Linked DNA regions of Mus musculus: regions 2, 3 and 4 are each linked to region 1. Evidence: chromatin loops called from intact Hi-C (ENCODE). Cell type or tissue: heart. All regions are shown on one strand.

What was found. Hi-C counts contacts between places; a loop is a spot of excess contacts. Peaks named below come from ENCODE experiments on the same cell type or tissue, not always from the same donor. Only the 100,000 strongest peaks of a DNase experiment are listed, where the experiment ranks them.
Region 2: a loop joins it to region 1, with 2.8 times the contacts of the local background. A loop is called at or near these places in 8 of 42 quality-filtered maps.
Region 3: a loop joins it to region 1, with 6 times the contacts of the local background. A loop is called at or near these places in 29 of 42 quality-filtered maps.
Region 4: it touches region 1 in a loop (5-fold over the local background); 27 of 42 quality-filtered maps call a loop at or near these places.

The regions. Positions count from the first base shown.
Region 1 is chr16:38,340,889-38,348,888 of GRCm38, forward strand. Maats1 (MYCBP-associated, testis expressed 1) reads right to left here and starts at 972. Exons shown (of 17, transcript NM_001081025.1): 1 at 769-972. The coding sequence starts at 889. Cox17 (cytochrome c oxidase assembly protein 17, copper chaperone) reads left to right here and starts at 6,111. Exons shown (of 3, transcript NM_001017429.2): 1 at 6,111-6,319. The coding sequence starts at 6,213. In heart, CTCF peaks have their summits at 4,196 (motif pointing right) and 5,208 (motif pointing left); DNase peaks (open chromatin) are centred at 983 and 6,113; H3K4me3 peaks cover 2,891 bases; H3K27ac peaks cover 3,995 bases.
Region 2 is chr16:38,726,174-38,734,173 of GRCm38, forward strand. No RefSeq gene overlaps it. Among named protein-coding and RNA genes, the nearest start is that of B4galt4, 12 kb to the right of the region's middle. In heart, CTCF peaks have their summits at 3,594 and 4,945; DNase peaks (open chromatin) are centred at 3,898 and 4,938; H3K27ac peaks cover 1,443 bases.
Region 3 is chr16:38,478,889-38,486,888 of GRCm38, forward strand. Cd80 (CD80 antigen) reads left to right here. Exons shown (of 5, transcript NM_009855.2): 3 at 176-457; 4 at 3,732-3,845; 5 at 7,416-8,000. The coding sequence ends at 7,513. Gm41453 (a long non-coding RNA gene) reads right to left here and starts at 3,995. Exons shown (of 3, transcript XR_876066.2): 1 at 3,665-3,995; 2 at 2,559-2,626; 3 at 586-2,435. It also overlaps the pseudogene Ck-ps3. In heart, a CTCF peak has its summit at 4,121 (motif pointing left); DNase peaks (open chromatin) are centred at 4,483 and 4,943; H3K4me3 peaks cover 1,457 bases; H3K27ac peaks cover 441 bases; H3K27me3 peaks cover 270 bases.
Region 4 is chr16:38,501,629-38,509,628 of GRCm38, forward strand. It overlaps Timmdc1 (translocase of inner mitochondrial membrane domain containing 1), which reads right to left. Exons shown (of 7, transcript NM_024273.2): 4 at 7,211-7,278; 5 at 3,784-3,862; 6 at 934-1,044. Among named protein-coding and RNA genes, the nearest start is that of Timmdc1, 17 kb to the right of the region's middle. In heart, a CTCF peak has its summit at 4,642 (motif pointing left); no DNase peak of the experiment used is centred here.

The DNA.
Region 1 (8,000 bases):
GAGGAAGACCACAAATGGAAAATCAGGGCATAACATAAACCGGAATTTAATTGGTCCTAGGGGAATGGGTGCACTGAGTTTATCAACAATGTTTTGATTAACAGAAGGTTGGAGAAAGAGGGGAGGAGGAAGAGGAGGAAACCACTGAAAACAAACATGAAGCCAACTGGAACCTCTTTACCCAGAACCCCAAATTTGGATTTGTCAGAACCTGGGGCAGGAAAATCACTATCACTTTCACTGGACATGTGTGTTTGAATGCATTGCGTGCCTCTCCAGCTCTGCAAATCACTTCACACTTTCTTTCTTTCTTTCTTTCTTTTTTTTTTTTTTTTTTTTTTTTTTTGGTTTTTTTCAAGACAGGGTTTCTCTGTGTAGCCCTGGTTGTCCTGGAACTCACTTTGTAGACCAGGCTGGCCTCGCACTCAGAAATTCACCTGCCTCTGCCTCCCAAGTGCTGGGATTAAAGGCATGCACCACCCGGCTCACTTCACACTTTTATGAATGTGCACCTGAATGATTGAAACCAGACTAGGTTTCAGGAAGATTAAATTATCAGAGGGAAAAGGGGTGACCCCCGTCTGGCACTTGGAGAAGCTGCGCACACCTGTGGCTTCCGAAGTGCTGCAGAGCGCGTGGCCCACAGCGTACTTGGGACTTAGGGCTCCCACCTGTGCGGTCCAGAGCCAGAGGGTTTGTCCTGGAGCTTGTTTTTTAGCACACCCTACCAGGTTACATTAGCTCCCAGGAGGAGTGGGCAGTCCTTACCGTACAGGTAATCGTACGTTCGATTGGCGAATCCGCCCTTGGCCCTCCGCACCTCTCTGCATTGATACGGAATCCTCTGATCATTGGGCCTGGGTTCCTGGATGGTCACTGTCTGGCTCATGGTGCTGCCTTTTTCCCTCCCGCCAGCAGAAAAACAGCTATGGGAGGCTTGGTAGCTGTGTACACCGTAGCTATGGCAACCGCAGAAGCACGCAGGGATAAGGGGCGGGGCGAGTTTCAGGAGGCGGGGAGGCGGGGCGGAGAAGTGAAAGGGCAGGGGGAAAGGCTCTGGGGGCAGTTTGAAGAGGCAGAAAGGAGCGACAGAGTAGATTTTGGGATACAGGGTGAACAAACCTGGCAGAATGAAGAGGCAAGACGTGGGGCGACCTGAGGAGCTGGGTACTGGAAGGGAATAGTCAAGAGAAAGGGAAAATCTAGCATGGAAAGAAGCAGGGCCAGGAAGAAGAGGCTAAGGGATAGGGATTCTGCCCAATAGAGCTGACGTCAGATGCTGGGGAAAGGGCTACTTGAGAAAACCAAGAGCTATTTGCTAGTGACCGCCCTTGCCGCCAGTATCTTCTAGAAATCCATGGGAAATCTCTTCACCTGCTAGAATTGGGTACTTTCATTTCTTCTTTTCCTTTCCCTTTCCTTTTCCTTCTTTTCTTTCTTTCTTTCTTTCTTTCTTTCTTTCTTTCTTTCTTTCTTTCTTTCTTTCTTTCTTTCTCCTTCCTTCCTTTCTTCCTTTCTTTCTTTCTTTCCTTCTTTCTTTTTGGTTTTTCGAGACAGGGTTTCTCTGTGTAGCTCTGGCTATCCTGGAACTCACTTTGTAGACCAGGCTGTCCTCGAACTCAGAAATCCCGCCTGCCTCTGCCTCCCAAATGCTGGGATTAAAGGCGTGCACCACCAAGCCTGGCGGTACTTTCATTTCTGAAAGCCTCTTTCCACAAGGTGGAGAAATCCAAGTTCCTGTGTGTTGGGCCTTGGAGCAGTATAAAAGCGGACATTGGCTTCTGTAATAGGAACTCTATCTCCAGGCTGCTGCTCTTGGTATTATGGTGCATGCGTAGTCTCTGCTTTAAATAGATAAATAAATAAATAAATCCTGCAATGAAAACTAGAGAGGCAGAAATGGGTCAGCTTTTGCCCATGATCCATTCTTCTTTTAAAAAGAAATTTCATAGTATCATTTTACCTTAAAATTAGCCAACGCCTCGAACTAATATTGTTCATTTATTTATTCATTCATTATTTTTGTGGCATTGGGAATTGAATTTAGGGTCTCACATATGCTATAAGCACTCTACTACTGAGATACACACTAGTCCAAAATAATCTCGCTATTATCACTAACAAAGTTAATTCTAATCTTTTTTTTTAAGATTTATTTATTATTATATGTAAGTACACTGTAGCTGTCTTCAGACACCCCAGAAGAAGGCATCAGATCTCATTAGGGATGGTTGTGAGACACCATGTGGTTGCTGGGATTTGTACTCAGGACCTTCGGAAGAGCAATCAGTGCTCTTAACCGCTGAGCCATCTCTCCAGCCCAATTCTAATCATGTTGAGAGAACTCTACACAGGGGCTGATTCCCTTTGTCTTATAAGGGAGGGGCCACTGTCTGTCCTTGACTCTGAGTAGGAAAGAGTGATGGGTGATAGAGACAGTGATAGAGACAGTGTTGCCCTTTAAGCCAAAGGGAGTGAGACATTCTTAGTTCTTGTCCTTAAGAATTTTGTACTATTTGGTCTTTTTCACATTGCCCATGGGAAATGAGATTCTGGAAACTTGTATAATGCCCTGCTGCAAGTGATAAAATGTCCTTTATCTGTAGCCCAGGAGTTTGATAGTTTCAGCCATCACATATGAACTGGCTTGCAAATGTGGTAAAACTCAGACTTTCCAGGCATCCAGAAATCAGAGAACATTGTATGATATGTATTTTCCCAGAGGAAATGGAAAGCTTTTTTTTTTCCTTTTTTTAAATTCAGAGGCAGACATGCAAATACTATGTGCACGCACACACGATAGTACATGTGTGGAGTTGTTAACTGCATACTACCATCTGAGTCCTGAGACTGAAGGCAGGTCATCAGGCTCAGTGACTTGTGTCTTTACCCACTAAGCTGTCTCTCAGGCCCTTCAATTTAACATCTTACCATAGCTCTTCTCTAGGGAATATCTTATTAATGTTTGTCTTGGGATTAAATGGGAAACAATAACTGCGTTATGTTTTGTATTCTTTTTTCTTTTTTAAAAAGATTTATTTATTACTATACATAAGTACACTGTAGCTGTCCTCAGACACACCAGAAGAGGGCGTCAGATCTCATTATGGGTGGTTGTGAGACACCATGTGGTTGCTGGGATTTGAACTCATGACCTTCGGAAGAGCAGTCAGTGCTCTTACCTGCTGAGTCATCTCAACAGCCCATGTTTTGTATTCTTAATGTCCACTTAATATAAAATAAACCATCTCAGTCTACAAGCACGTGGGCAGAGAAAGAAAAGTGAAATTTAATGCTTACTCATTCATCAAGGGTAAAAGGAAAAAGTAACCCGAATGGATAAGTTAATTAGACCATCTTAAAACAAGAGTTAAGCTGGTGAGTACAAATTAGTAAATGTCTCCCACTGGAAAGGAGACCTTTTGTTTGTTTTATAGACAGGACCTTGCTATGAGACCCAGGCTGGCCTTGAACTCTGATTCTTCCTGCTCTGGCCTCCCGAGTGCTGGAATGTGTTCGTTTCATCCTTCCCAGATTGCTCTGTATTTTTTTTTTCCATGGGCAGGCCATTTTACCTCAAAGAAGCAGCTATTGTAGGTCATAGCACTCAAGAGACAGTCTATAGGGTTTATTACAGTCTCAGAAGCATCTAGTTAAAGGAAGCAAGAAGAAGGAGATTTCTTTCCCTGAGAGGACTGTTGTTAATCAGTACCAGTCTCTCTCTCTCTCTCTCTCTCTCTCTCTCTCTCTCTCTCTCTCTCTCTCTCCCTCTCCCTCTCCCTCTCTCTCTCTCTCTCTCTCTCTCTCTCTCTCTCTCACACACACACACACACACACACACGGGATAAGAGACAGTTTATTCTGGGAACAAATATGGATGATTATGGGTCTGGGAACAGTTTCACACTACCCTAAATTCCACATTCCAGTATGGTGATATGACACTCCCATGTAGTTTTATAGTAAAGAAGCAAAATCATAAATCAAGACACTTCCCATACACAGCGGTAAAAACATTAGGTGGACAGGTCACAGGAAGGTAAGAAAATCTCAGCCATAGCCTCAGATGGTGTCTGATGATCTTCTCAGCCTTTTGGTTGGTGGGAACTGGGGGTTGGGGGGAGGGGGTCTGCTCATAGATTCCAAAGGGTTTACCTAATGCTCACAAAGATGTTAGATCACATACAGAAGGGGGCAGTAAAAGACCACTATGTGGGGACTAAAGCTGCTCCAATACTACTTGGCTATAATCCAGCAACCTTCCAGCCTTACTAAGATCTCTAAAATTGTAATCAGTTGATCAGCCTTTCAGGAAGTTCAGAGTGATGTGTGGTTCAAGCCAGGAACTTTCCTTCACAAAGGGAAAAATGAGAGGAAAACTTATCAGTTGCAATAAAGTTCCAATTCTCCTCCTCCTCCTCCTCCTCCTCCTCCTTCTCCTCCTCTGCTCCTTCTTTTTGTGGTCTACAATTTGTATCAAAGTCAGTCCTCACAATCCTTACATTTTCCAGTTCTACTCTTTTTCTTCTTTGTTCATTTACTCTACACAAAAATGCAGTAGCGCCAGTAAATACAGGTGAGTGGTTTGAAAGTGAAAGTTACTTTGCCTTTAGATACATTGCACAGGATAGTGCATGGACCATGGGGAGAGATGGAACCTCATGAGCTATGTAGCTCTGAATGAATCATATGCCCTTCTGAACCTCCGTTTGTTATGAAGATTAAATGCCTCTCACGCTCAACTCTATACAGGGAAGCTGTGATGCTGAAGATTATATTGATCCTAGTTGAATTTAAGAAATGCCAGGAAAAGGCATTTTTAATTCTGTTAATTGGTATAATGACAAATATCTGATTGCACAATTAATAAAACCAGTTTAGGAGCTGAGGGTATGTAACCCAGTTTGTAGACTATTTGCCTAACATGCAGGAAGTCCTTATATACCAGGAAAGGATGGCACACACTTGTAATTCCAACATTTAATAATCAGTTCAGGGTCATCCACAGATCATTCAAGGCCAGCTTAGGCTAGAGACTTTGTCTATAAATATTTATATTAAAATTAAAACCACTTTTTTGGGTGTGTGTGAAGAAATGGCTCACTGGTTAAGAGTATTGGCTGCTCTTCTGGAGATTCTGAGTTCAATTCCCAGCAATTACATGGTGGCTCATGACTATCTGTGATGAGATCTGATGCCCTCTTCTGGTGTGTCTGAAGACAGCTACAGTGTACTCAGATACATACAATAAATAACTACAAACCACTTTTTTCCTGACCTACAGCTAGTTTAAGGAAGCCACTCAATGCTGTACATCTTAGTGAACTTGAATACAATTAGAATGGTTGATTTGAAGCAATGGAGCTCTACTGAGGGGGTTACACTTTCAGTATCAGTTACCATGTCATTTACTTATCCAAAACACACACACACACACACACACACACACACACACACACACAGAGAGAGAGAGAGAGAGAGAGAGAGAGAGAGAGAGAGAGAAACAGAGACAGAGAGACAGAGACAGCCCATCACAGTTGTTGAAAGTAGAAAAAAATCTTATCTTCTTTCATGACTACTGTGTCATGATATATTATCTGAAAATTTAGCATATATGCCGGAGAGAAATAGGAGGTAGGGGGCCTTTGTATCTGTATCTGCAGAATGTCTACAAAGCAGGAAGGAAGAAAGACCATAAAATATCCCAGGGTGGAACCCGGATCTGCTACTGCTTGTCCAGTACCAAAAGGTCAGCCCTGAAAATACGAATACAGTTAGCATTATACTGGACTGAATGGGTCATATAGGAATATATGTATGCATGTATACATATAAGCATGCAATAACAATTAGGGAGGAAAAGGCCATGAATTTGAAGGATAGTGGGGAATGGGTATGTATATGTAAGGATTTGTAGAAAGGAAAGGGAAAGGGAAAATGATGTAATTAAATTACAATCTCAAAAACAAAACAAAAACAAAAACCATTCTGGGTGACCTTTTAACCTTTGCGCCAGCGCTGACGCCACGCCCTTGGAGCGAGGCCTTGTACCACTTCTTTTGCGCACGCGCTTCTTAGACTTACTTCCGTCCGGAGAGGCGGGACTTCCTGTCCCCCTTCGATTGACTGCGGAAGTGGAGACAGACGGCTCAGGGTAGTCGGAGTTTGGGAGCTTTGCGCGTGTGCGCTCATAGTTGCTTTCGCCTGGAAAGATGCCGGGACTGGCGGCCGCTAGCCCTGCCCCGCCCGAGGCTCAGGAGAAGAAGCCACTGAAGCCCTGCTGTGCCTGCCCGGAAACCAAGAAGGCGCGTGATGCGTGGTCAGTGCGTAGCCCGGGAGGGAAGCCCGGGCTTTAGCAGCTCGGCTCCACTCTGCTCTCTGGGACTCTGGAGATGCAGGGACCCATAGTTCCGCTGTCCTCTCTGCTCCCTGATCCCGCACCCCAGTCTCAGTTAGGGGTCAACGGAGAGGGCAAGAGGTTACATTGATCCCAAGGTTCTCGTCCTTCATTCCTTACTACGATTGCATTTTAGTCTTCTTAGGGATAAGACCCAGATAAATAGAAGTGCGTAAAGATGCTTCTTGATTTAAAGGCATTTAAAATATGTGGAGATTTGTTACCAGCCAATACTATACCACCAGCTGTGATAGATTTACTAAGACCTAGGTGTAAATTTTTCAGGTAATCTTTAGTAATTTTTTTTTTTTTTGGTCGAAACGTGTGAATAGTAGAACACAGGATACATTTCTGAAGGGATACCCTTTCCAAGAAGTTAAAAGTCAACCTGTCTGGAGCTGGAGAGATGGCTAAGTGGATAAAAGCCCTGGTTGACCTTCCAGAGGGCCTAGTTTCGATTCCCAGCACCCACACGACTGTTAACAATCTTGTGTAATTCCAACCCCAGAATAATCTGACACCCCCTTCTAGCTATTGCGGGCACTGCACACACATGGTGTGCAGGCAAAACACCTATACACATAAAAACAAATTGTAAAACTTGTCTACAGGACAGAGGTGATATTAATGTTCATCGACTTTATCATCAAGTCACAAAAGGTTTTGTTTGGTCTCCTCCCTTTTATGTAGCCTGGGTTCTGGGGCAGATACTGAAGTCCTCAGTGTGGCTATGCATCTCCATCTTCTCCCATCAAAGCAGAAAAATACTCGGAGAAACAAATATGGATTCTCATGGTGTGATTTCATTACCGGAGAGACTGAAACAGTTTTAAGTCTAGCCTGAACATCCGAGTGAGACCATGTCTCAAAATAAAAATAGAAAAATACACAAAACAAAGTATTCCTTGGTATTGTAAGGTAATAAGAGTGTAACCAGTTATTATTATCACTACCTATAAATGGAGAATTTAAAGATCGATCTGATACCAAGGTTCTTGAAATACCAAGGTAACCTGCTTAAGGAGACTTTGGTGTGGCTCAAGACTCAGAGCTTAGAAATACAGTCAGGCTTTGAATCTTCTCCCTCCAAGTTGGTGACCTTATGCAAGGTACTTAACAAGTCTGCTTCACACGTGTGTTGAACGAGTCCCGCATTTCTGTAAGGTTTAGCAGTGGGTGTCGGTGGTAAGGGGAAGCTAGCTGTTATACGGAACTCACTGTCACACCCAGTCTTCTCATCTGCTGGTAAGGATGGTAATAGGAGAACCTCTTATTCTTTTTGAGACAGGGTTTTGCCATGTAGCCCAAGCTGGCCTCCTCCTGAGGAGTCTCCTGTCTTAGCTTCCCGAGCATGATTACAGGGGTGTTTCAGTACATTTGGGCTCTTGTGACTACTCTTAGGATTTTATCATCACAGACCCTTAACCTTCTGAAGAACGATTCATCTTGGTTGCTCGTGGCTACCAGATCTCTTTTGATGTTTATGTTGTTGGGTGTTTAATGATTAAAGGTAGGCTTAGGTATTTGGATGTAAGAGGAAAAGGAGAAACAGGAAGTTAATTTCTGTGTGATAGGAGGACCAAACGTTAGACTCTTTCCTCGT
Region 2 (8,000 bases), 390 kb after region 1:
ATCATGCCCGGCGTCATCTGAGAACATTTTCAATTGGGCTGGTATTCCTGCTGTTTCTCATTATGCCTCTTGGATGCATATACACACACACCACACATACACACACACATTCACAAAGCTGTAGAGTAGTTTGGGGGCAGTGGTACCAGTTAACCAAAATCACATTTGAAAAAAAAAAGTTTAAATGTTCTGAGTTTTCAATGGTTTCTACACAAGTATTGATCCCTTCATACGGAACCTAAACGAAGCTAGTCAAATATACACAGTCTGATATGCTTGTGACTTTTCCAAAGATGTATGTGTGTATATGTGTGTATATGTGTGTATATGTGTGTGTGGGTGCATGTGTGTGTACATATCAGTATTCACGTCTGTGTCTCTATGTTTTGCATATTCATTTGATTTTTATAGGAGTCCTTTCTATTTTTAAAATATCTACAGATTTGGACTCTAATATTACACGTTAGGCAGAGCTTCTATAATTTGGGATCTTCTTATAGGTATTGTAAAATCCTTTCTGAGATAAGATTGCCCCCCACAGTCTCAGTGCCAATATTCTGTCCTATTTTCAAACTAGAGGGTGTATTCTACTTTCTCCCTTAGAAAATACAGCCTGTGTTAAGTTGAATTATACTCTTCCAAAATTGCTGAACTCCTAACCTCTAGTAATTCAGAATGTGACTTTATTTGAAATAGAATGGTCATGGTGCAGTCCAGAGTCAGTTAACTGGAACAGGTCTGATCCAGTATGTCAGGCATGCTTATAGAAGCAGGAAGTTTGTATGCAGGAAAGATGCCATGTAGGGATGTAAGTAATTAGAATGATGCTTCAGCAGGGCAACTGTGATGGTTTGAATAAGAATGGGCTCCACAGGCTAATATATTTGAGTGTTTAGTCAGCAAGGAGTGGTGCTATTTGAAAGGATTAGAATGATTAAGAGGTGTGGGCAGGCTTATTAGAGGAAGAGTGTCATTGGGGATGGACTTTGGGGTTTCACAAGCCTACACCAGGCCCAGCCCCCCTCCCCCCGCCCACCCCCCTTCTCTCTCTCTCTCTCTCTCTCTCTCTCTCTCTCTCTCTCTCTCTCTCACACACACACACACACACACACACACACACACACTACAGATCAGGATGTAGCTCTCAATTGCTTCTCCAGCACCACACCTGCCATTCCTGCTGCCACACTCCCTGCCATGATGGTAAATGACTAAGCTTCTGAGACTGCAAGCAAGCCCCCAAATAAATGATTTCTTTCATAAGAATTGCCTTTGTCACGGTGTCTCTTGACAGCAGTAGAACAGTGATGGAGACAGCAAAGAGCATTGAAGATGGCCAGAAAGCCACCAGAAACTTGAGAAGAGTGTGAGACAGAGCGAATCCTCATAAGGGCACCTTAACCTTAGATTTCTAGAATCTGCAGTGGTAGGACAACGTAGTGTTTTTGTTTAAACTCAGTTTGCCGTGCTTTGTTATGGAAGCTCTCTCCTGGTGCAGTCTCCAGGCAGTATCTATAGCTGCAGCTGGGATGATAGCTAAACAACTGTACACAAACATTCGTCTTAGCAAGCAGCTCCAGGGTGGTCAAGGAGGACTTCTGTAAATAGACAGAGGTCCCTGTGGTTGTAGGAGACAGTGGGCTGTGGGAAGTCAAGGACCGTTTCACATACTGTGCTCCCCTTTAATCCACAGGAAGATGCTTCAAGATCTCAATGGAGACTTAAAACTGCAGGACTTGTCACACTGTATCAAACCTTTCATACAATGTCGTTTTCTGTATATGCATACCCAGGTGCAGATTCAGTTTATAAATTAGGAACGGTAAGATAACACCAAATACATTCTAGAATAGAACATTTTTGTAACAATAATATTGCACATTCCTATCTAGTATTTTTAAGACGTCAGTGACTGCGGGTACCTGCAACAAAGGGAACTATCACATTTTGAAGGACACCAAGGTGTTTGTTTGGGAACCAGAGAAAGGGAGGCTCTGCAGAGCCCCTGGAACAGCCCAGTGCCTCCTTCTGACTCCCTGAGTCACCATAGGCTTCCACTTCTCCGTGACAGATTTGGTGAGTTATCTTCTTCCTCTATCTCAGGGCCTGAACACAGATTTTTGGAAGTCTGTGAAATGTATTTGTATTTCGTATTTATTCATTGATTGGACTGGCCTGTCAATACATTCACAGACCATTACGGTTTATACATATATAAGGCTTATATAGTGAAGGTTCTTATGTAGAGAAGAAGTGTCACTGGCTGGTGACACTACTGAGAGGTGATTGGATCAGCAGGCTTGTAACTTCATCAATCCATTGTTCATTGGTGTTCACCATTACTTGGTGAATCCATTGTTAAACACGTGATTAGTGGTGAGGCCTATCTGGAAAATGACTACTAGAAGCAAGCCTTTGAAAGTCATCCCTGCCCCAGGCTTGCCCACTCCCCAATCTGCTTGGAATAAAGTGAGCAGCTTGACTTTAATCGTACCCTTCCACCATGACGTCCCTGTCTTACCTCAGCATACATTCAGCGAAGCCGGCAGACCATGAACTTACGCCTCTATAATTTGGGTGGACGGGACACACCTTTCTTTAAGATAACTTTCTCCGATGTTTGTCACAGCAACAGAACACTGACAAACACAGTGGAGCGCATTCCCTATGTCTACCTTGGGATTGATGTGGACATGTGGAGTTTGGAAGACAGCATCATCCCTCCACTGGTGGGATGTGCAGCATACTGTGAGATTGATGGCAAGCTGGATGTACCAAAGTCCCAAAGTCAGAGTGTCTGGTGCGTAGCAGTAAATTATTAAACCGCACTGAGCTCCCGGTGGTGGTGGTGGTGGTCACGCTTCTCGCTACCCACCAGAGTTCTCTGGATTCTCGAATTAAAAGACACACACTCGCAACCTTTATGTTTTGATATGCTTTAACTAGCTCAGTGAACCTCCACGTGGTTAACACACTCCCCTTGGTTGCAAGGCAAGAATTCTAAAGATATACTCAGGGGCGTATGAGACCAGGGTTTGCTCAAGTCTGTACAGGATATGGGCGAGACTGCTGGCAAATCTTGCTTGTGTGGAGGGAGGAACTAGATAGGATTCGATAATGTGTTACAGAGTTGAGTCCAGACTAGGTCCTGTAGCGCGGGGTCAGCTAAACCTGGGTGGTGAGGAGGAAGGCAAGAAGGTGTGGGGCAATAGTAGCTTCTTCATAGCTCCTCCCCACTTGCCTCAGTGAGACAGGAGGCAGGAAGCACACCCTGGCTCAGTATCTCAGCCCAGGAGAGAGGCTGCTTGGAATCTCATCTTTACCTCTCGTCACTTGCTTTAGTCCCACAATCATAGATGGTTTGCTGAGGGAATCCATCTATATTAATACTGCCTGTTTGCATGTCCATGAGTAGCTGTAGAGTTAAGAGGTGATGTAATTTTACCCTGTATTCCTAGAAATTATCTGTAAGATCACCATCCCAGAGTTTATTTGTGTAGTCTTAAACTATATACAATATTTCGGCCTTTCAGGAATTTGGCTTGAGTTCTTAAAATTCCCCAGACCTCCAGAAGGGGGAAATCTCAGTCAACACTAACATTTGAGATGTGGGTTTGCCATCTAGTGGGCATCTTTGAATCTGTATTTGTTATAAATACACGTGTAGCATACACATGTTTACACAGAGCCATCTGCACACCCACCCCAGAGTTTCCATGAAGTTATTTATCTTCCTTTCTCATCTTTAACGTTTATAGTCCAAGCAGGGTTGCAGATGCAGCCTTCTTGGCAAAGCGTCTCGTGTCTCCCTTTTATGTGCGCTAAGGGTAGAGGAAGGTTTTATAGTGTGTGTGTTCGCACATACAGTGGAGAGCATCGGAGCTCCACGGGGGCTCATTTGAACTTTCTGTACTTCTCCGTGTGTACCTTTCATGCTCCACTTGGGAATTACTGAGCCAGAACAGAACACCAAGAGACACGTCACACCACACAGGCATTGAGTCTGCCCCGCGGTAGATACTCAGTAAACATTCGTTTCCTTCCTTTTCACCCACGCCCACTCCCATTCCCATAAAAGCTGTATTCCAAATGTTCCAAATTCAAATATTCCAAACTCACAGTTTCAGTGTGCATTTGGTATGAGAGACACCGCTATCAGTGTAGCTCTACTACGGAGGCGGGGGCACTTAGTTCTGAGAACGAAAAGACGAATAAAACCTACTTTAGGATGTCCAGAGCAGGAAACAAGGGTTTTGCTAGAGATCTCAAAACCAGCAGGATAAATCTCAGGCATTTAGGGTAGGTTTTTAAATTTCAAGTTAGACTTTCCCTTGGAAGGACTATCACATCATACTGGCTTTCCCCAACAAGGAGTAGGGGAAAGATTGATCATCTCCCATATGGCGTGAGGTATTGAGAGACAGTCGGAGAGGGGATTTTAAGCAATTTTGTTCTGTCTAACGAAATGAATCCTCCTTTGATGTTTCCGTGGTACGGAGATGAAGATTTAAATTGCCTTTCTGTTATTTTTGGATGTGGTTTAGTGTTTCTTTGGAAAACGCCGTGTAGAGTCAGACTGTGAAGTGGCAGAGCTTTGTCTGGAAAGGATAAATGTACAGACCATAAAACTTTTAAAAATAGACATATTAAACTTTCCCCATGTGTCTTAAATCTAAAATTAAGCAACAGGAAAATGATAAAACCAAACAAGGGGCATTTATTTTTAAAAGCAATACATATGTTTGGCTAAAGAATTCGGAAAGTACAAAATACCATCAAATAGGGCTGGAGAGATGGCTCAGCCGTTAAAGGCTAGGCTCACAACCAAAATACCATCAAGTAGTAAAGGGGACATTTTTTCTTGTTCAGAGGTCCTTTTCAGTTCCTTGGGTGATTAGCCTTGCGGTTGTAATGCCTGTGCAGGCATCGCTGACGTCAGTTTCCTGGTGGAACTGCCTCACTGTCTGTTAACTCCCCGCTGTGAATGACAGGAACTTCAGCCTCTGATAATGCCTTTCCATTTCCTCTTCGCCATGTGTGTTTTTATTTTATTTATTTTTATTATTTTTTTTTATTTTGAGATAGGGTCTCACAATGTCGCTCTGGTTGGCCTGGAATTTGCTATGTAAACCAAGCTGGCTTTGAACTCAGAGAGAGCCACCTGGCTTTCAAGTGCTGGGATTAAAGGTGTGTGTGCCACCGTGTCTGGCAATTTTAAATTCCTGTTTGGTCAATATTAGTGGGGGGTTTGTTAATGCTCTGCTGCTACATAGGACACCTACATAGAAAGAAAAGAGGTTTGCTTCAGTTTATAGTTCTAGAGGGAGTGGGGGATCCAAGATCTAGAGTTCTGGGTTATTGATACTAGAATATTTCATCTCTGGCTGTAACTGTGGATGGGCCCATTTCTTAGCACATATCTCACAGGATTTTTAAAAAACTGTGTATGCACTGAGGGTCTGTTATTGGTTTATTAATATTTTAGATTTTTTACCCTTAAGAGCTGACTCATCTTTTACTGGTATAAAACAATCTATTTATCCTTATATTAAGGATAATAAGGTAATAATCTTCACTTTGAGGTATTTTGTTTGTTTTTGCTTGATTTTGAAGACAACAGCAAAAACTGGCCTTTCATTTTCTTTCTTCCTTTCTGTGTCTGTGTCTATGTATATGTGGTGCTCTCTCTCCCTCCCTCCTTTCTTCCTTGCCACCCTTCCTCCCTCGCCACCCTTCCTCCCTCTTTCTCTCTCTCCCTTCACCGCCCCATCTAAAGATTGAATCCAGGGACTTGAGTATGCTAGACACACACTCTGCTGTTGATCTATAGTTCCTGTTTCATTCTAAAAACTTATAATTACATTTCATTTCTTTGTATGTGGATGGCAGTGATGGCATGTGTTGGGGAAAAGGGCATGGCACCTATGCAGAAGCCAGAGGACAACTTTCAGAAACATTTTTAAAATCAATTCTTTAGCACTTTCACACAATATATTTTGATAATATTCATCCCCTATGTGGGGGCCCTAGATCAATGTTTCTCAACCTGTGGGTCTCGACCCCTTGGAGGTCAAAGGACCCTTTCACAGGATCACCTAAGGCCATTGGAAAGTGCTGATAATTACATTAACACCCATAACAGTAGCAAAATTACAGCTATGAAGCAGCAACAGAATGGTTAGGGGTCTGCAAAACACGAGGAACTGTATTAAAGGGTCACAGCATTAGGTAGGTGAGAACCTCTGCTCTAGGGGCTGTCACATGGTCAACTGCGCATGGCTCCAGACTCTTAAGTAAAACTACCTTTCTTCCCCTAGATGCTACCAGGTGTTGATAGTTTCTTGATGAGTGGTGGGAGCTCATGAGCCCTTCTGCTTCCTTGCTATGTTGACTGGTTTGGTCCTGTGTGGGCTTTGGGTGGATAACCACATAAGTTCATGAGTGCAGACAGAGGTCCTGTCATGTCCAGAGGACAGTGGTCTGCGCTTGTTCTCTCAAACTTCTGACTCTTACAGTCTTTCTCCTCCATCTTCAGTGATGGTCCCCGAGCCTTGGGAGTGGATTCATGATTTAGGGTCCCATTATTTTCTGCACTTCGATCACGAAAGGCAGTTTTTATTCAAATACATTTCCAATGTATCTGGGTACAAAGTATGGAGATACAGATCTGGTCTGAACTGGTTTTGGGTTCATTCACAATTAAGCAAAATTGTGTCCTCGAGTGAACTTTTAGGGGAGAATCTCCTAATTACCATCCGATACCTATGCATATATCTGTGCATATACCTACACATATACCTACACATACACCTATGCATACTCAGGCATGCCTATGATTAAAATCAGACGACTTATGGGACGGGGAGCATACCACAGAAAACTCATTACATAACCTAATCTATCAGTAAGAGGAGAGAATAATTCTCACTATACCCCTTAATAACTAAAGTTTTACTGAGCTCCATAAAAGGAAGCCAGCCCCACACATAAACAGGAGTTCTTCAGTACCTGGGCTCATGTGGCCACTGGTCTCTTGCACTGTCTTCTGACCTTTTCTATCACTTCACATTAAGTATAGCTTCCTTGCTACTTTTGCAAACTTGTGTGTGCTTTGATTTCAATTCTTTGAATAAAAGGCCAAGAACTTGGCAATCCCAGGGACCTGACCCAACTACTGGTAGCAATTTTGTCATTTTAGTGGCTGTTCGAAAGCTTATATTATGATATATCATATCTTAAAGTATTACATATGTATAGTGTAGGAATTTTGCTATGTACTATATAGCATGAGAGTCTTACAATAGGGGCTGAAAAAGATGGTTTTGCGGATAACAGCATTCAACAGTTTGGCAGAAGATTCAACTTTGGTTTCCAGAACTCACAACCTGCAGCTCACAACCACCTGTAATTCCATTGCCAGATCAGATGCCCTCTCCTGACCTTTGAGGGCACCAGGGATGCAATGTGTGCACATGCATGTATGCAGGCAAAACATTCATACATGTAAAATAAAATTGAAAAAGAACCTTATAAGAATATCTTTACATTTCTCTCCTCTGACCTGTTATTGTCATACAGCCTGCCTTACAGGTCCAGTTAGAGTCCCTCTCCTCCCTCTCCCCCCTCTCCTCCCTCTCCTCCCTCTCCTCCCTCTCCTCCCTCTCCTCCCTCTCCTCCCTCTCCTCCCTCTTCTCCCTCTCCTCCCTCTCCTCCCTCTCCTCCCTCTCCTCCCTCTCCTCCCTCTCCTCCCTCTCCTCCCTCTCCTCCCTCTCCCTCTCCTTCCCTTCTTCTCTTCCTCCTCATCCTCCTCCTTCTTCCTTCCCTCTCTCCCACCCTCCTTTCCTCTCTGTCTCTCTGTCTTTCTCTGTCTTTGTCTCTCTACACACACACACATACATACACACACACACACACACACACACACACACACACACACACACACACACACTGCCAGGATGGCCTCCAATTCCCTCTGCAGTTTTGGATTATCTTGAACTCCA
Region 3 (8,000 bases), 140 kb after region 1:
GGTGGGAGACAACCGGCATGGTCAGTTCAAAGCAGCTCTTTTACCAATGACTTATGGAGTCTTGCAAATGCAATCTCATTTTGCCAGTCTCACTGAACCTTGATCATTTATTTCACATATAACTAAGCACGCAGACCTGTACCCGTGTATAACTGTATGCTTGTTCTACCTCTAGCTGACTTCTCTACCCCCAACATAACTGAGTCTGGAAACCCATCTGCAGACACTAAAAGGATTACCTGCTTTGCTTCCGGGGGTTTCCCAAAGCCTCGCTTCTCTTGGTTGGAAAATGGAAGAGAATTACCTGGCATCAATACGACAATTTCCCAGGATCCTGAATCTGAATTGTACACCATTAGTAGCCAACTAGATTTCAATACGACTCGCAACCACACCATTAAGTGTCTCATTAAATATGGAGATGCTCACGTGTCAGAGGACTTCACCTGGGAAAAACGTAAGCAACATGACGCTGGAAAGTGCCTACTAGACAGGACCTAGAAATCTAACCCCACAGCTCCACTTTAGAATTGAACTTATTGATTTTGATGGAGATTTTTATCATTTTAGACATACAGGATGTGTGATTATGATTTACATCACTGGACAAATGTAATAGTGATCTTACTAGACTACTTTTATTTTATTTTAATAAATATTCTAACTTTTATAGGCAGGCCTAAGAACTGCTAACCATCTGTAGTCATTTTGCAATTTATGTAATGTCTCTTTTTGAAAACACTAAATTTTGCCCTTCTCTCCCCCAACCCCCACTTGGGCATTTTGCTTTAGGTTACCTGCTCCTAATGGTCCCATGGTACCAAAATCATTGGCTTCTTTGGAGTGGATTTTTGGTTTTAGAACTACTGGTTGAATCTGGATGTGGGCAGAGCACTGGCTCAACACATCCAAAGCCCTAGGTTTGATCCCACCTACTGGTTCATCCAAAGCAAAAAAACCAGTAAAGTTATATGATAGAAGTCTTTGAGAACAAGGCCCAGGGTGAAAAAAAAACAAGGTCATTTTGAGTCAAAAATTTACTGTACAGGTAATAAGCTTGTAAAGTTCCCTTTCTCTACAAGTGAAAAAATAAGACAGATTCCTTTTATATGTATCTTAAACCTATGGCAGGTTATCATGAAAGTGAACAGCCAATTTGGATGGCTGAGTATACAGAGATGCACCTAGGACTCTCCTCCCATCTTAGCCCCATCCTAAGGACAGCTATGTGCACAGTACAGAAGCAATGCTGTGTGACAGTCTTTGGGACACATGCATTAAATATGCACTGTTGGCCACTTTATGCCTACCTCTTTATAGTTGAGGCAGTTTAGGGTGGCTTATGGGTTCAGTCTAGTGTGTGATTTTCCCATTCAGATCTGAGATTGAGTCTTTCAACTATTTTCCTTTGTAGCTAATAAGAAAATTTCCTGAAAACATTGGTCCCCAACATAAACCAAATTGTGTTTGGCATGACTTCAACACTCAAAACTCAAAATCTCAATCATGTTTTATGTATTCTAATATTTTATTTTAAAGTGTCTTGGCTCATAGTGTGAAAATTGTTTATTCATTCAGGGCTTATTTTTACTTTATAGCTCTATCACTAATGAATTCTATATTATTTTTAAAGGTGAGGTTTATGTTAAGTTTGATATGTATTCATAGCTTGACTATAGTTTACTTTGGATGCTGTTTTGGAATGTGGGTATATGTGAAATTTAGAGCAAAAGTTGCTGGAACTGTTTTAGAAAAAGTTCAGATAGTATTTTAGACTTCTCAGGTCATACAGATTCTGTTGCCATGCACACAAACATGTGCACACATGGTGTCTCATTATGCAGCCCAGGATGGCTTTGAGCTCATAGTCTTCCACCTTCAGCCTCCTTACTTCTGGGATTAGAGTCATGAGCCACTGCATCCCATTTAGAACTTTATATTTTAAAGCAAGTGGTAGGTCAGGCTTGGTCCAGGTATGATTGCTTTGCCTACTTATGGAGTCTGTTTTTGTAAATGGAGAGCTTTTAAGGAAAATCTCACTAACCAGACAGCCATCATCATTTGGAGTCAGAGTTAAGGCAAGTGATCATTTGTGAGATGCATTTGGAGGCTAGTAGGAGGCAGGTAAGAAAGATCCAAACTCCGGCAGGTGATGGGGGTGGGGCTAGGAATCGGGAGTCTTCTGCTAGATGATAGGAAGTCCACAGAAGCCCGCTGGGAGGTGGGAACAAGGAGAATGTGTCACTCTCGCTGAGGTGACTAGGGGTACCACTCACCGCAGTGGTACATGAGGGCAGCAGGTGATGTGCTTTAAGGACACAGTGAGGCTCAGCAGGTAGGAGCGCGGCTACTCTTCCAGAGGAGCTGTCCTTGATTTCCATCCCCCACGTGGTGGCTAACTCCAGTCCCAGAGAAATCTGATGCCCTCTTCTGTCCTGTTGTGCCCAGACATATATGCAAATTCCATACACATAAAATAAAAATAAATAAATAAATAAATAAATAAATAAATGTTAAAAAAAAAAAAGAAAGAAAACAGTCAATTTAGTTTTTATCACCTGGCTTCCAACCATTTTGCCAGCAGCTGGATCTATAATACATCTGGGGTCCATAAATGAGATAAGACCTGTAATGTTCAAATTTAGAAATGAGGTGGCCTTTCAAGGTTTGAGTGTGGGTTAGATGATAAAGGCAGACCACGCCCACACAAACACTACAGAATCAATGGCATTTAGAAGCTGAGAAGAGGAAGACGTTCCTGCAAAGAAAGATGAGTGTAACAAGCTGAAACAGGAGTGCAAAGCAGAGAAACCGAGGACAAGGGAGTCCGTGGTGTCAAATGCTCAAATAAGCTGAAAGCCAAACCTCACCCAGGAGGCTTGGTAATGGGGAAAATCGAAAACGAGTTAGTGTTCAATAATTTCTGGTAAGTCATTCCAGAGAAGCCAGAGAGGTGGTGTTGCTAATATTCCTGTCAAAAGGTATCGCTGTCAGATGTTGCTATTCCCAGAAAGATTGAGAAATAAATGGCATAGCTGTTGCCCCCAGTGAGGAGAACTGGATGGCAGCAACACACACCAACCTCTTTCTCCTCCTGCTTCGGCAGTCTTTGTATCCCTCTTTTGCGCCTCATGAATCTAGAAGCTCATTAGAAGCTAGCCCACAAAAGTGACTTCCAGAATGATCCCTTAATACCAATTCTTAGTCATTCTTAGTTCTCCTAACCCTCCCCAAACTTAAACCTGGAAGGAAAATCAATCAATCAATCAATCAATCTTAAAGAGAATGTGGAGCACCTCCCAAACCTTAAGGCAGCCACTGTGTGGAACATGAGTGAAGGTGGAGGGCGTGAGGAGAACATGCAAGAGAACGGGAGGAGGCACAGCAGAGCTAGAGGAGAATAAGTAGGTATATCTAGATTATGACATCGATAAGGCCTGGCCATAGCAGCCACAGAAATGAGCCAAGAAGACAAGTTAGCTTTTACGCTTTCTCCATAGAATCTTCCCCATGCCAAGTTAGCTCGGTAGGTGCAAGAATTCAGTTTACTTTTTTTCGTGTGCAATATCTATATCGTTGGATATAGGACAGTGCAAGGGAATGCTAGCAATTGTGTGTCCATGAGATGATCTGGCAAAGTAAAAGATTCTCCACAGGTACATACTGAAGAGGTGTAGGATGGGAACCCAGCAGGAGGAAGCACATCACAACCGATTCTTTTCTTTCCACAGCCCCAGAAGACCCTCCTGATAGCAAGAACACACTTGTGCTCTTTGGGGCAGGATTCGGCGCAGTAATAACAGTCGTCGTCATCGTTGTCATCATCAAATGCTTCTGTAAGCACAGTAAGTACCATTTTTATTATCACGATCAGTTCCTAGAAGACCAGACACTGTAAGTAGGGCTCAGCACATCTTCAGTATATCAGTCTAATCTCTGCTCATATTTACAGTAAATCTATGGCAACTTCAGATTTAAAAAAAAAAAAAGTTCTCGGGCTGGAGAGATGGCTCAGTGGTTAAGAGCACTGACTGCTCTTCCGAAGGTCCTGAGTTCAAATTCCAGCAACCACATGGTGACTAACAACCACCTGGTAATGAGATCTGGCGCCATCTTCTGGTGCGTCTGAAGACAGCTACAGGGTACTTAGATACAATAATTAAATCTTTTTAAAAAAATGTTCTCATCATGTTCTGGCCACTCACTGTTAAAAATATATATATCCTGGACCCCTACTGTATGCCTAGCATTCTTCTAGACATGCAAATTCCAAAGATAAGAAGTTGTTGCTCGGTCGTTCTTCTGCGCTGCGCCAGGAGCTGCAAGCACAGGCATCCCGCCCGCTGCCTTCGCCATACCCTTCTCCAACAGCCATAATACGCAGAAGCTGCGCTTCCCGGCCGAGGATGAATTCCCTGATCTGAGCAGCCACAACAACCATATGGCCAAGGTGCTGACCCCCGAGCTGTATGCCGAGCTTCGTGACAGTTGCACGCCGAGCGGCTTTACTTTGGACGACGCCATTCAGACTGGCGTAGACAATCCGGGCCACCCGTACATCATGACAGTGGGTGCAGTGGCAGGCGACAAGGAGAGTTACGACGTATTCAAGGAACTCTTCGACCCCATTATTGAGGAGCGGCACGGCAGCTACCAGCCCAGTGATGAGCACAAGACCTACCTCAACCCAGACAACCTGCAGGGTGGCAATGACCTGGACCCCAACTACGTGCTGAGCTCGTTGGTGCGCACAGGCCGCAGCATCCGCGGCTTCTGTCTTACACCCCCCCCCCGCTCCCCCACCCCACCCCGTACTGCAGCCGCGGGGAGCGCCGCGCCATCGAGAAGCTGGCAGTAGAAGCTCTGTCCAGCCTAGATGGCGACCTGTCTGGCAGGTTCTATGCGATCAAGAGCATGACCGAGGCGGAGCAGCAGCAGCTCATTGACGACCACTTCCTCTTCGACAAGCCTGTGTCGCCTCTGTTGCTGGCCTCCAGCATGGCCCGCGACTGGCCGGATGCTTGCTGGCATATGGCACAATGACAATAAGACTTTCCTGGTGTGGATCAACGAGGAGGACCACCTGCGGGTCATCTCCATGAAGAAGGGGGGCAACATGAAGGAAGTGTTCACCCGATTCTGCACCGGCCTCACTCAAATCGAAACTCTCTTCAAGTCCAAGAACTATGAGTTCATGTGGAGCCCTCACCTGGGCTACATCCTCACACGCCCTTCCAACCTGGGCACCGGACTGCGGGCAGGTGTGCACATCAAGCTGCCCCACCTGGGGAAGCACGAGAAGTTCTCGGAGGTGCTCAATCGGCTGCGGCTTCAGAAGCGAGGCACAGGTGGCGTGGACTCCGCTGCTGTCTGTGGCGTGTTTGATGTCTCCAATGCTGACCGCCTGAGCTTCTCGGAGGTGGAGCTGGTGCAGATGGTGGTGGACGGAGTGAAACTGCTCATTGAGATGGAGCAGCGGCTCGAGCAGGGTCAGGCAATCGACGACCTCATGCCGGCCCAGAAGTGAAGCTGGTCCTCGCCACCATCAGACTGCTGCTTCCTAACTTATTACCCGGGCAGTGCCCGCCATGCACCCTTGATGTTTGCCGCCTGGCGACTGAGCCCTTAGCCTCGTTGTAGAGACTTCTGTCGCCCTGGGTAGAGTTTAATTTTTTGATGGCTAAGCTGTTGCTGACACTGAAATAAACCCTGCCCTAAAAAAAAAAAAAAAAAAAAAAAAAAGTTGTTGCTCTTAAGATCCAGTCTGAAAGCTAACTCGAGTGGCACACATCTCCAATCTCTGCACTCATGAGCCTGAAACAGGAGAACAGAAAGACTGCGTCACAAAGAAACTTTGAGACTGTGACAAGACCCTGTTTCAAAAAGGAAGGATGCATCTGAGATTAATCCCTGTTGGTTTTCCAAAACTTTCTATTTTCTTGGAGACACCAATGATTGCTGACTACTTTGAAAGTATCTCTACTGCTGACTGATTCTCTAATCTTTGCATTCAGAGGATAGGTAGCATGGCAAGGTCTGAAAGAAGAGTCTTTCTTTGGAAGAAGTCATTAAGGCTTGATAAGTTGCGCTGGAGAGATGGCTCAGTGGTTATGAACACTGACTGCTCCTCCAGAGGTCCTGAGTTCAACTCCAAGCAACCACATGGTGGCTCACAACCATCTGTAATGGGATCTGAAGCCCTCTTCTGGTGTGTCTGAGCACAGTGACAGTGTGCTGATACACATCAAATAAATAAATCCTTTATAAAGTTATTTTTTAAAAAAGACTTGATAAGTTAGATGCAATAAGTGTTTTTTACCAATCCTCATTTCCCCAAAAGGCACTTTTGTATCAAAGATGGAGTAGTTGGTTAGAAGAGATTTCTAGGACACTATGGGTTTTAAAACAGAGATTTCTATTTCAGACATCTGACCATAATCACCCTGAAGCTATCAACTAGACTAGGAGTCACATACACTGAGCAAATGAAAATTAGAAGACCAACATCCGCTTTAACCTTTTTTTATAACTTCATAACCTTCAGCATCCGAAAAAAAAATTTTTTTAAAAGGTTAAAGTTCAGATAAAAGTCACCAGATACTATTGTAAGAAGGAACCAAACTGAAGTCATTTTGAATAAAACTTCCATTTAGAATAGGGAGTCAAACAAAGTTCCCAAGACCTCCCTGGATGAGTGACATCTTGGTTGGTAAGTTAGAAGTGACTGCTGGGCAAGCCACCTTCCCACGACTGAGCAAACTGACTATTGAGAACAAAATACATGTACCACAAAGGAATGTTCCCAGGGAGGACCCCTATCCCTGAACCATGGTTGCTGGAAAATGCACTTGGCATGGATGGTGATGGCTTGTGATTTTTATGCTTAAAAGCTCTATAGCATTCTGTCTCGGGGCTGCAGTTCAGCTCCCCAGTCTGTTCTGCATTCCTGATCAATCAATCAGTCGTGGCTTGGTTGCAATGAGCTTTTCTTTTCTGCGCTGATTTGAGGTTTTGAGTTATGTTGGATCCAAGAGGACCCCATAACACTATGCTATGAGAGGCTCACCTTAAGGGTAGGATACAAAGCTTAGTGGGCTCATAGTGTTTCTGGTATGATTTACTAGTCTTGCTCTCCAGTTCAGTGTCTGTCATCCTCACCACTACTAGTGTTGACATTACTGGGCCGAATAATACTCTGTTCCAGTAGTATTCTAGTATATAAGGGGTGTTCCTCTGCTTCCTCGGCGTCTTTCAACAAACAACAGGAACAACAAAATGTCTTTCAGAAATTACCAAATGTCCCTGGAAAACAGGTGTGTGTGGGTGTGTGTGTATGTATGTGTGTGTGTGTGTGTGTTGATGATGATGATTTATGGACTCTTCATTTGTTTTTATAATTTATGTTTATCTTCAAGGAAGCTGTTTCAGAAGAAATGAGGCAAGCAGAGAAACAAACAACAGCCTTACCTTCGGGCCTGAAGAAGCATTAGCTGAACAGACCGTCTTCCTTTAGTTCTTCTCTGTCCATGTGGGATACATGGTATTATGTGGCTCATGAGGTACAATCTTTCTTTCAGCACCGTGCTAGCTGATCTTTCGGACAACTTGACACAAGATAGAGTTAACTGGGAAGAGAAAGCCTTGAATGAGGATTTCTTTCCATCAGGAAGCCTACGGGCAAGTTTGCTGGGCCTTTGATTGCTTGATGACTGAAGTGGAAAGGCTGAGCCCACTGTGGGTGGTGCTAGCCCTGGGCAGGGGCAGGTGACCCTGGGTGGTATAAGAAAAAGAGCTGTCACTAAAAGGAGAGGTGCCTAGTCTTACTGCAACTTGATATGTCATGTTTGGTTGGTGTCTGTGGGAGGCCTGCCCTTTTCTGAAGAGAAGTGGTGGGAGAGTGGATGGGGTGGGGGCAGAGGAAAAGTGGGGGAGAGGGCCTGGGAGGAGAGGAGGGAGGGGGACGGGGTGGGGGTGGGGAAAACTATGGTTGGGATGTAAAA
Region 4 (8,000 bases), 160 kb after region 1:
AACATGGTCATGCTTTGCAGTGGCATCCATCCATGGACAACTAGTGTATCCACTTCAGCTCTTGGACTAGATCAAGACGACAAATTTCAAATGTGGACACTTAGCAGATAACGGTTTCACTTTTTCTCCCCATGAGACCACGTCTCGATATCTAAACCTGGAACTCATGGTGATCACCTTGCCTCAGCTCCCTGATGGATTAAAAATAGAAGCACCCGTCTACATCACTGCCCGCCCAAGGAGGAGCAGAAAGGCTTTCAGAGCTGGAGGAACTAGGTTATGAAAACCATCTTCCCGGCACAGCATGGCCACTACCTTGTGGCCACAGAGCAGCTGTGAACACCCGCACAACACTTGCACAAGGTTGGGCCAGTCACAATTCCTTCATGGATGGGAGAGAGGCTCAGGAGGTCCCCCCTGTCCCTGAGAAAGTCTTTAAAGTCTTAGTGGTTACTGAGGAAGATGCTTGCTTCAGTAGTACAGCCTCTTCTAAGATGCTTCTGCTCTTGTAAACAACCATTTACCAATGACCTGGTAGGAAATCTAGTTAAACCTGATGCTGTCTCTCTCTCACATACAACGGGGGGGGGGGGGGGAGGGGGAGGGAGAGAGAGGAGAAGAAGAAGAAGAAGAAGAAGAAGAGGAGGAGGAGGAAGAGGAGGAGGAAGAGGAGGAGGAGGAAGAGGAGGAGAGGAGAAGAGAAAAAAAGGAAGAAAGAAAGGAAAGACAGACAGACACACCTAAAGAAACAGCCTGGTCAGATTAAAAAGTAAAATCAGTGCCTTTCATTTTCCTGCTCTCTAATGGTCAGACTTAGAAGACAATACAGACTAGATGGACTGACAGCTCAGGAAGAGCAAACTGCCGCGGCCGGAGCAGTGCTTCTGAGATCCTCCGTCCATTGTCTGGGCTGTGCCTTTCCAGGCTCCTTACCACTCTTCCAGCCTCTGCTCGTGCAAGGCCTTCCATTCCTTCTGCCTTCTCTCCTGAACCGTCTCACCGGAGTACTTCTCCAGGGCCATCAGCAAGCTTCCCATGGGCGCGCTGAGGGCAGAACACAAAGTTCAAGGACAAAGTCATTAGCTTGCTCAACACAGGAGGGCCCTAATCATCTACAGCAGAGCACGGTCAGGTACAGAGAAAATTTTAAGGTAATATTCTTCCTGGGTTGTACAATGAAGGAAAACAATCATTGTAGTTTCTTTGACTGGTATAAAACAGCAATAGATCTAGAAATGGTTTGTTTGTTTGTTTGTTTGTTTGTTAAATCATGTCCTCTGCCATGAGAGCTGGTGAGCTGACCCTGCCCCTCGCTGGCTGCAGCACTCAGGAGAGCAGGTCCTGCACCTCGCCTGGGAAGCACAGTAGAGTCGGCCCTGGTGGAGGGGGAGCAGGTGAGCTGGTCCAGTGGGTGTGAACATAAGAGAGCAGGCCCTGCCACTCATCTGCTGTGATGTGGGGTGGGAAAGGGGGTGATGCCCTCCCACCCCTTACCCCTCACCTCCTGTGGTAGTTGGGAGAGCTGGCCCAGAGGTCACAGAGTGGGAAAGCTGAGCCTGCCTCTCACTGGTGGGAAAGTGGACCCTGCATCTAGCCTGGGCAGCACAATAGAGCTAATCCTGGTGGAGAGGGAGTGGGTGAACCAGCTCCTACAGCATGAGAGAAGGAGCAGCACTTGGGAGAGTGGGCCCCACACCTTGACTGGGCACAATGGCACTGGCTCTGGAGACATGAGGGCATGAGAGTGGGAGAGCTGACCCTGCCTCCTGCCAATGGCAGCACTGGGTGGCTTAGATAGAAGACAAGTAGCCAGGGGCTGACCAGGTCAGCTAGCACCCTGGTCTAGATGTAGGATTCTGAGTTGGGCCACCCTAACTTCTGTATCTTCTGTGAACCGTTAGGGCACATGTAAAGGTCAGTCCTACTGATCCAAAGCTGCAGGACCTCCATGACACAGGACAACCACAGGATAACCTGGAGGAGTCCTCCTGAGAATCCAATACTGAGGGTGTCACAGAAGCCAGAGATCTCAAACCAGAACGATGACTCATTGCAGTGAACATCTGCAAACGAAGGTGTGTGGGCAGAGGGGTGTACTGTGTGACACTGTGACACACCACAGCTTCCACGGTGCTTTCTGTGTGTTGCTGTATTTCCTGTCTTGTTTGTGCTTTTTACTGGGGGAGGAAGAAGCTGCAAGGGCAAGGGTGGATACCAGGGGGTGGGGAGACAAGTGAGACTGGGGAGCATGATGGAAGCTCACAATCAATACGTAGTTAAAAAGACACACAGACACACAGACAGAGAGTGGAAATGCAAGGACTAGTTTATCCATATAGCACCAGCCCTGGAGAGGAAGACATGGATGGGAATCCTTTGGTGGAAGAAGGAAACTACTAGCTTTGAGGGACAGAGTCATTAAACATCTTCATACTCTAGAGTCTGGTTGGTATACCTGACAGCTGCTATGTCACCAGGTCCATCCTAAGAGACTGATTTAGGGGCAGCAGTTAAGAGCACTTATAGCTCTTGCAGAGGACCCAGGTTTAATTTATACTGCTTCCAAGGGACCTAATGATACATACATACATATATATATGTATGTATATATATATATATATATATATATATATATATATATATATATGAAATAAAAATAAATAAATATCAAAACCAAAAAACAAAACAACTTCATTAGGGCCTGGAGAGGAGACTTGAGCTTGGATGCCCAGCATCCATATAAAAAGTCAGGTGTGGCAGCATGTGCCTGCGCTCCCGTTCTGGGGAGGTGGAGACAGGGGACTCCTGTACTGGGGAGGTGGAGACAGGGGACTCCTGTGCTGGGGAGGTGGAGGCAGGGGACTCCTGTGCTGGAGAGGTAGAGACAGGGGACTCCTGTGCTGGGGAGGTGGAGACAGGGGACTCCTGTACTGGGGAGGTGGAGACAGGGGACTCCTGTGCTGGGGAGGTAGAGACATATCAGCCGGGCATGGTGGCACATGCCTTTAATTCAAGCACTCAGGAGGCAGAGGCAGGCAGATCTCTGTGAATTTAAGGCCAGCCTGGTGTACAGAATAAGTTTTAAGACAGCCAAGGGTATACAGAGAAACCCTGTCTTGAAAAAAAAAAAAAACAAAAAAAAAAACAAACCTGTAAAGTCCATAAATCTAGCTATGCATGATATATCATGCTTATAATCTTAGCACTCAGGAAATCAAGGATGATAACAAGGTCAAGTCTAGCCTAGCCTACAGAGCATCTCAAACCTCTCTGTCCCCTCCCTCCAGAAAAGAAAACCGTAATTTACAGTGTCTCCCAACCCTGACAGAGTGGTCGGAAGGTGGGTGGGTAGGAAAGCAGAGAGGAAGGGTAACCCACTCAGAAGAACGTCAACGGGAAAACACGAGGATGGCAGGACTAGACTGTCTTTGTAAGCGCCTTCCCAAAAACCGAGGCGCAAGGATGTCAAGGCAGTGTCAAAAGCACTGCAGCAAAGACAGCTGGGGACAGGATGACTGACGGGATGTTCACATGACCTGTCTACTTCATCACATGGGAAAGAGCTGCAATGGAACTGAACAGAGAGCCCCATGACTATGTAGCTCTGGCTGTCCTGGGTTCAATCCTCTCAGAACCTCTCCCCCCTCCAATAAGGAATTGAATAGTCACAGCCCTTGTTGACATAAGACATATATCTTTTAAAGTCTCGGAGGACTAAATTTGCTCTTTATAGTTATTCTCTTTAGTAGACAGACAGTTAGGCTAAACCAAGTGAACACTTACCCCAACAACGCTCCAATTATACTACCAGCCACCAGGCCTCGAACACCTAAGTTTATTCTGAAAAGACCTCCTGTGACAGCTATTAAAAAGGGGAAAGAAAACAATATTAAATCATCTTTAGATGCTGCACTTCTATTTTCTCACAGTAAGAACACAGACCTCGGGCTGGAGAGATGGCTCAGTGGTTAAGAGCACCAACTACTCTTCCAAAGGTCCTGAGTTCAAATCCCAGCACCCACATGGTGGCTCACAACCATCTGTAATGAGATCTGACGCCTTCTTCTGGTGTGTCTGAAGACAGCTATAGTGTACTTACATATAATAAATGTTTAAAAAAAACAAAAACAGAAAACAAAAAACACAGACCTGTAAGTGAGCTTTCTGAACCCAGCATGAATGATGTAGTAACAGCCATGAAGGTAACTTTCTGCCTGCTTTACAGTCAGAAAGAAAACATTTTGTAAGTATGAACCCTCAGTCCCTCCTATGGCACTAATCCCAGTCTTTTCTTTCCCATTTCTTCTTAAAAGTTGACAGTTTATTTCACCTTCCTCCACACCTTTCACCTCTTTCATCCCCCACATCTCTGTTCCCCTACCAGATAAATATCTCTGTATAGATCTGGCTGTCCTGCAACTTGCTCTTTAGACCAGGCTGGCCTCGAACTCACAAGAGTTCTGCCTGTTTCTGCCTTCCAAGTGCCCGACCATCGACAACAAGCAACAGTAACAACAAAGCCCTTCACCTGCCCCAGAAGACTATGCCTTCTCCTAGCCTCACTGGTCTGTACTGCTTAGGGTACTAAACTGTGCATCAGGCAGACCTGCAGAGGCAGCATTTAGCATACAGTGCCACCTGCTGGTCAATACACAGAGTGCACCTCTTCTCACCAGAATTCCAATTCTAGGACACAGCTTTATAACCCATGCTGGCTTCAAACTCAGCAGGGAGCTGAGAATGACCTTGAACCTCTGACCTTCTGCCCTCTACTTTCTTATTTCTGAGTGTACAGTAGCCATGCACCACCACCTAGAGTGTGTGTGGTGCTGAGGAATAAACCCAGAGAGCAGTGCATAGGACGGGAGCATTCCACCAACTGCACTAATACATCCCAGCTATCTTTCCTCTTTACAACTAATGCCATCTTAGGTGGTAAAAAACTTTAGGTGTTTAGTTTGAGGTTTATACTTCTATTTAACTATTATATATTCATTTACTTTTTCTATACTGATCTTGTTTCAACTGTCTTCCTTAAAAAAAAAAATTTATAGCTGGGCTGGTAGTACAGAACTTGGGATGGCTCCAAGCCAGAAGCACATGGATTTCTGAGTTCGAGGCCAGCCTGGTCTACAGAGTGAGTTCCAGGACAGCCAGGGCTACATGGAGAAACCCTTTCTTAAAGAACAGAAAACAAAAACTGTTTTCCACACATTCTGCTACTCTCCAGCCCACACTGCACTCAAGCATGAGGCATCTGCTGCCCCTACCTTCCAGTCGCTGAGTTTACAGCTATGAAGACACCATGCCTGGACGATGCTTCCCTCTGCTTGCTTAAATCTACAGTTGAGTTCTTTAGCAAATTTTTAATACTTTTGTGAGTGTAAAAATGTACATTTGTGTTTGTGTATGATGCACGTTCATGTGCATGTGTGCATATATACCACAGCATGTATGTAAAGTTCAAAGGACAACTTCAGATATGGCTCCTCATTCTCAAGACGAGGGTCACTCTGTTGTTTTTCCACCCTAACTGTCCAAGGACCCCCCGTCTCTACATCCCATCTCCCAGTGGGAACGCTGGAATCACAGACACCTATGCTGTGTATCTAGCTCCCACAGGGTTCTGAGGATTTGAACTCGGGCCCTTCCATCTGCATGGCAAGTGCTTTGCCCACTGAGTCCTAGCCCTAGTCCTGCAGTGAACTGTTACTTAACTCCCACCGCTGCATTAGCAACACCAGCTACTTTGACTACTGTCTAATTTCCTATCTTTATCTATCTGTACGTGAAGACTCATTACCATTACACTTTGACATTACTTGATCCTTTGTCACGTCTGTCCAAGAGATAGTTTCCTTCAGTAGCAATTTCCAACCCCCACCCCACACCCCATTTTTCCATGTCTTGCTGTTAATACTGTTGAAAATGAACTTTTTATCTTTTTGAGACAAAGGCTCATGTGGGCCAGGCTAGCGCCAAACTCTATGCAGACAAGAAAGAGTGTGAGTTTGTGATCTTCCTGCGTCCATCCTCCAAGTGCTGGATTATGGCTGTGAGCTGGGAGTCCCAGCTTGAAAGCAGACAGCCCTGGAGCTGAACCGCACCCCTCACACGCTCTGCTTCTCCAGGAGTGCCTGCCTAGATCCAGTATATATGTTTTCCTGAGGAGCACGGGCACTGATGTCTGCTCTGAGTTTTATGATTTCCATGTCTGCTTCCTGGGAAGAGTCAGTCAACAATTCCTTGTAAGCTGTGACTAAAGTGTCTACCTTTAGCCAACGCATTTGTCCGTGGCTTAGAAAACGACGCATGTAAGCTTCAGTTTACTTTATCTTTCCTGGCTTTTACTTTCTGTGCCCAGAAGAAGTTACAAGCAACCAAGAAGAGCAGCTTTCAGGGCCCACACTCGTCTTTCCTGAGCACACACAGATCCCTATCATTGCTCTCTCTGGTTCTGTTTTGTTTTTTTAAAGGTATAGAGTTTTTAGATTCTGCCTAGATTAGCCTTGAACTTGTGGCCCCAAACATCACCAAATCCTTAAGCTAACGGTGACAGAAGCCCCTGACTGTAACTGTTTTAAACAATTTCCTGGCTACAGCATTTCCTGTGCTCCTCTCTAGAGAGCTCCACGTGCCGGGATAAAAGGCATGTCAGCAGTCCTGTGCTCCATAAATGGTCTCTCACTGCTAGAGGAATGGGGCTTGAAAGAAACCCAAACTCCTGCCATGGGAAAATCTGATCTTTGTACTTCACAGCCCAGCCTCACCTCAAGCTACTTCCCAGCCTTGTGCTTGAGACAGCTCCCTGCTTCCACAGAACCCTGGGAAGAGCCCCTCTTGACGCCCTGTTTAGCCCACTGTCCTCCAGTTTGCTCCTTCCCAGTCTGCCGGTGGCAGCTTAAATGATCTGAAAGGTCTCCTCCAACATCATCCATGTCATATCCATGTCACACCTACTTGTCACTTTCTGTCACAGGATCTGTTTTTGCCCGTCCTCATGGGCAACGTTTAATGAAAGCGGAAGATCTGTCTGTTTTAATAACCACCAAGGGTCAAATATGAGGCTATTCATAAGTACATTTTGTATGAATGTTGAGAAAGATACAGTGTGAAGCCAATCAAAAAAATCTGCAGTTCAGATTCATAAATCCTATATGTTCTAAACATACTTGAAATTAAAATGTGAACGAGAATAAAACTGCCTTACCTCCTGCAATGGCAAAATGGCTCATGGCGTCTTTATTTCGATACACAGTTAGTCCAGTGTTCACTGTGCTGGGGAAGAAGAGGGAAAACCATTTCACTCAAAGAACACGCCATTCATCTCCTGGCTGCTACTGTCACTGAAATGAGTTTCAAAATATCCTATTAGAAGTAAGAAGGTAAGGCCCGGAGAGATGGCTCAGTTGTTAAGAACACTGCATGCAAGCCGAGCGTGGTGGCACACGCCTTTAATCCCAGCACTCGGGAGGCAGAGGCAGGTGGATTTCTGAGTTCGAGGCCAGCCTGGTCTACAAAGTGAGTTCCTGGACAGCCAGGGCTACACAGAGAAACTCTGTCTCGAAAACCAAAAAATAAAAAAATAAAAAAGAGGACCTGAGTTCAAATCCCAGCAACCATCCGTAATGAGATCCGATGCCCTCTTCTGGAGTGTCTGATGACAGCTACAGTGTACTTACATATAATAAATAAACACATCTTTTTTTAAAAAAAGGAAGTAAGAAGGTATCTCAGTTGGTAGAGTGCTTCCTTATCATGAAAGTCTGGGTTCAAACCCCACATCACATCAGACTAGGCATGGTAGCTCACACCTCTAATCCAAGCATTTGATTTAGAGGCAAGAGGACCAGAAATTCAAACTCAGACTCACCTACAGGTCAAGCTCAAAGCCAAACTAGGCTACATGAGACTGTCTTTGAAAAAAACAAAAATGGGGCTAGAGAGACGGCTCAGTGGTTAAGAGCACTGGTTGATCTTCAAAGGACCCAGGTTCAATT